Linked DNA regions of Homo sapiens: region 2 is linked to region 1. A link is an interaction called in ENCODE POLR2A ChIA-PET data of the cell type or tissue named here. Cell type or tissue: GM12878. All regions are shown on one strand. Region 1 has its middle 5.6 kb from the start of PDE8B. Region 2 overlaps PDE8B (phosphodiesterase 8B).

The links. ChIA-PET counts read pairs that join two places held together with the same protein. Peaks named below come from ENCODE experiments on the same cell type or tissue, not always from the same donor. Only the 100,000 strongest peaks of a DNase experiment are listed, where the experiment ranks them.
Region 2: POLR2A ChIA-PET joins it to region 1 with 7 read pairs; 1 of 35 experiments calls an interaction of 5 or more read pairs at or near these places.

The regions. Positions count from the first base shown.
Region 1 is chr5:77,203,793-77,206,292 of GRCh38, forward strand. It overlaps a transcript of PDE8B not described here. Among named protein-coding and RNA genes, the nearest start is that of PDE8B, 5.6 kb to the right of the region's middle. In GM12878, no CTCF peak of the experiment used is centred here; a DNase peak (open chromatin) is centred at 1,363.
Region 2 is chr5:77,258,112-77,260,611 of GRCh38, forward strand. All of the region lies in intron 1 of PDE8B (phosphodiesterase 8B), which reads left to right. Among named protein-coding and RNA genes, the nearest start is that of PDE8B, 49 kb to the left of the region's middle. In GM12878, no CTCF peak of the experiment used is centred here; a DNase peak (open chromatin) is centred at 1,560.

The sequences.
Region 1 (2,500 bases):
CAGTAAGCATTTACTGAATGAATGGATGAATTTAGCATCATATTAGTGTAATGACATCTTCTGGAATGGATGATATGCCTAGCAAGGTGTGCATGCAGGCAGGAGAGGGCCTGCTTAGAAACCTGAACTTTAAAAAATTGCCCATGAGACATTTAGGAAAGCTCACACTCATTTAGAAACAGATGTGCCTTGTGCCTTGCTTTATAGATTGTAAATGTTAAAAAAAAATTGGTATGAATTAATAATTTGTACCCTTAGTTTTTTTTTTTTTTTTTTTTGTACCTTGACTAAGAATACCTAAAAACCTCAAAGTGCTATGTGAGAGTATTCATGGAGGCTGGGCGCAGTGGCTCATGCCTGTAATCCCAGCACTTTAGGAGGCTGAGGCAGGCAGAGCACCTGAGGTCAGGAGTTCAAGAACAGCCTGGTCAACATGGTTAAACCCATCTCTACTAAAAATATAAAAAAATTAGCCAGGTGTGGTGGCATGCACCTGTATTCCCAGCTATTTGGGAGGCTGAGGCGGGAGAATCACTTGAACCTGGGAGGCGGAGGTTGCAGTGAGCCGAGATCGCACCACTGTACTCAAGCCTGGGTGACAGAATGAGACTCTGTCTCAAAAAAAAAAAAAAAAGTATTCATGTTAATCATTTGGCAAACAACAATATTTTTTGCAAGACAATGGATTTGTTTTCTAAATCTAGATTTTCACACAGAATGTTTCCTTAAGGGCGGTAGAACCTACAGTGACTTCCATTAAATAGAGAAGTTGTTTCAGAGTCTTCCACCTTCATTTCTTTTTTCTTCTTCCAGTGTTATCATCCCTGCCTAAGGAGACACTGTCTAGTTACCCTGTCTGCTCACTGCCTTCTGGTGCCACCAAGTTTAGTTCTGCCTCTGTGCCTTTGTTCATGCTGTTCCTGTGATTGAAAAGTTCTTGTTGAGGCCCAACTGAGATGCCGCCTTCTTCCCTTCCCAATGACCATAACTACTATAAAAGAATTGACAATACCACTCATCTTTGTTCTGGCCCCTTGACACTCATGGATTGTACTATATTTTCATGTGTAAGTCCTGTCTGCCTGATTGCTCTGTAAGTTCCTTTGGAGTAGGACTGCACCTTGTGTTTCATTTCTATATCCTTTTATGTCTGATGCTTTTGTGAAATATATTTGTAAGACTTTAGGAAATGAATGTTCCATCTCTCCTAGCCTGATTATTGGGGTCCAAAGTTCTGGAGGTGAGTAGCATTCTGGAGTCTCTCTGCAGGGCTAATCCAGCCCCTCCCTGTGGGGTGCTTGTTAACAGGAAGGACAGATCACTTTTGTACTATGCAGACTCAGGACCCAGCACTCGGTGGCCTCCAAGTTTCATGATGTTGACCTAAGGAAGTCAGATGTTGGCTGACTCTCCTCCTACACATTCTCTGTTTGCATTTTCTACAACTGGCAAGAGAAAACCGTTCTATGGGCCAAATCCTCTCCTTAGTTTCACTTGGCCTATGGCAAAAGGTCCAAGAAGTGATGCACCTATAGTTTAAAATACAACTTATTTTTACTGTCTTGAAAGAGCTGTCTCCGTAAACTCACTTGGTAGGACTATTTCACCATGAAAGTGGCTTCCCATGGCTTTCTTTGTCTCTCTTTCTTTTTTCCTCTCTGGGTGTCTGGTTCTGTGAGGTTTCCTTTACAAATGTGTAGGCATTCGTTTCTCTGTCTCCACCTATCTCTGATTCTCTCCCTTTTAAATTTATTTTCCATCTTTTACCTTCTGTCCAAAGGAAAAAAAAATCAATGGAAATCCATAAAAGGAAATAGAGTTACCTAAATACTTTTTGTGGAGAGAATTAGGAAATATTACACTTACTCATTTACATGGTTTTTATGCACTGAAACTGTTTTTCAGAAAAATAAATTTGTCGTTTCTTGTCTACACCACTTTATACTCACTTATGAACCTCAAGATATGTTCATACATTGTCTATATTTGTAATCAATCTATGTACGTATCTATTTTTAACCTAACATTGTTTTGTTAGGTTTTATATTACTATAAATAGTAATATTTATATGTGATTTGTTGAGCCATTCCCTAAGTGTTTGATGGTTGAATTATCTCTAGTTTCATTATTGTAGACAACATTGCTACCAACAACTTTGTACAAATTATTATATTTTATTATTCTGGCTTTTTCTGATGTACATTACCAAAAGACTACCATGATGTAATCAAAGGCATTCACTGACTTTAAAAACTAAAAACACAGAGCATAAAACTCTATTAAAAACAAACAAATAAAATAACCCCTTCCATTTTGGGTAATAACAGTTAAGAGAAAGGCAAAAGACAAAGAAATGGGAGAAAATTATTCATTCATAAATTCAACAAATATTTGAGCACCTACCATGTCCTAGGCACTGTTCCAAAAGTATGGGATCCATCAGTGAATAAGAAGCCCCCAAACCCCTGCCTTTGTAGAGCCAATATTCTAGTGGGAGAA
Region 2 (2,500 bases), 54 kb after region 1:
CACCCCGTCTCCACTAAAAGTACAAAAATTAGCTGGGCATGGTGGCAGGTACCTGTAATCCCAGCTACTCAGGAGGCTGAGGCAGGAGAATTGCTTGAACTGGGGAGGCGGAGGTTGTAGTGAGCCGAGATTGCATCACTGCACATCAGCCTGGGTGACAAAAGCGAGACTCCATCTCAAAAAAAAAAAAAAAAAAAAAGGAACCCAGAGCAGACCAGTGTGTTTAGAGCAGAGTGAACTGATGGAGCATGGTCCATTGTAGACCAGGGAGATAGGCAGGGGCAGGGGCTAGATTGCATAAGACCTTGTGAACCATTGTAAGGAGTTTGCAAAAGCACTAAACATGTTTGCTTCATACTGTGGCTTTGATTTAATATTTAATCATTAGCTGTATCTTAGAATTTCTCCACAGCCTAAAACTGAAAACAGTAGGTGACAAAGAACCCCACACTTTAAAAAACAGGCTGGACCTGATAGGATACCATCAGGAAACAGATATGTATTCCTCCCATCCCTTCTTTCAAACCTGTTCTGTCAGATCTGCATCTCTGAATTGTATCTCAGGGATCTATCACAGCTTTTGAGTCTTATTTTCAGTTATTAAAAAGTTCAGTCTGATCTTAATCAAAACTCCCATCTCCCATTATTCAGTTCAGTGCTCCTACGCTTCCTTCAGCTCAGCACTGCCCTTGTCTTGGAAATTGCAACAGGGAAGAGCTAGCTGTGTGGTCTTTGTCTCAGCTCCCTGGCTTTTCCTCCTCCTGTACAGACTGTTGGTTCCTCAGGGTCTGGGCAGGGGCAGTGAGAGGCAAAAAGGGAGAAATTGGTTTTCTGAGGGTCTTCTAACTCTCTCTCTTTAGGTACTGAATACCTTCTCTCATGGAATACTTTGGTGGTTATTTTTCTGTTCCCTGCCTCCAACACACACACACACACAGACACACACACACACACACACCCCCGCCCCCCCCCCACACACACACACGAATGTTTCTGCCTCTTGACAGGGGACTGTGCTCTCCAGCTGACCTGTTTGCATACCCTCCTCTCCTGGTTCCTGCTTTTTGGGTACAGCTCCAGCCTCTTCCTGCTAAAATCCCCTCACTCCGGTGGCAGTCAGCCCTCCTGGGTAGGGTCCCTTCCAGGTAGTTCAAGTCTGCTCCTGTCTTCTAAAGACATTGTCCACTTGGCCCATAGAACAGGTTACAAACCTTTGCCCCACAAGAGATTGGAATGTAAGCTTCTCTCGCTATCTTCTTGCCCTCTCCCTTCAAGGGCAGCTCCAGGCAGCTCCCATCTCTGTGGTACATGCCCCAACTCTCCTAAAAACCCTTCTGCACCTTCTCTGGTGGCAACTTGTGGAGGCCTAGGAGTTTCTTTCCACAACCCAGCAAGAGTTCTGCCTGGGAGGCCAGCCTCTCCTCCAGCAAGCACATTGCTCCCTTGGGTAAGTTCCCTTGCTACTGCCCTCACTTGGAAGGGGAATTTCCTCCCCACTTCTCTACTCTAAGAAGGAGGGGGAACTCTGCAGCAATCCCTACTAAGCCAACAACTCTTTCAAAAGTCCCCTTCACCCAGCAAGTCCCCAGCTTTCTCTTAAAGACACTGAAGATGGGAGGTGAGCTCAGGGTGGTGGGGGTATGTTTCCCACATCCTGGCAAGTTCTTTCTAGATGAGTCTCTATAGTGTGGGATCTTTATTTCAGCTTTCAGCCATTTAATATCCTGTTTCCTGTGGAAAAAAGTTTGACTATAGAAATAAAGCTATCAGCCGGGCGTGTTGGCTCACCTCTGTAATCCCAGCAGTTTGGGAGGCCGAGGTGGGTGGATCATCTGAGGTCAGGAGATCGAGACCAGCCTGGCCAACATGGTGAAACCCCATCTCTACTAAAAATACAAAAAGATTAGGTGGCCATGGTGGCCCATGCCTATAATCCCAGCTACTTGGGAGGCTGAGGCAGGAGAATCGCTTGAACTCGGGAGTTGCAGTGAGCAAACATCACGCCATTGTGCTCCAGCCTGGGCAACAAGAGCAAAACTCCATCACAAAAAAAAAAAAAAAAGAAAAAAAAGAAAAAAAAAAGAAAGAAAGCTATCACACTTAATTGTACTGATGAAATAAAAAACACCAGCTAATTTGGTCATTCAGGATTCTTTTGAAAAGCTCTCATATGGCAGTAGAAATTTAAGACTGCACCATTAAACATATTTTTCAGAAATCAGTTCATCAGTTTACCATTTGGTTGGGAAAGGAGGAGGCCTTTTCCTGTAAGGAGCATTTTAAAAGTGACATTTAAAAATTAGCTACCACGTATGCAAATACTTCTGAAAACTTTTATGTCAAATTTAATGATTTGATCAATTAGGAAATAGCAAATATATCCATAGACATCAGTTGCATAGACTTGAATTTCACAATTAAAAAGTGAGTATATCCTTGGGTATTTTACTGATAATTTTCACTGTGGCTCATTTTTTTTTTTTTTTTTTTTTTGGAGACA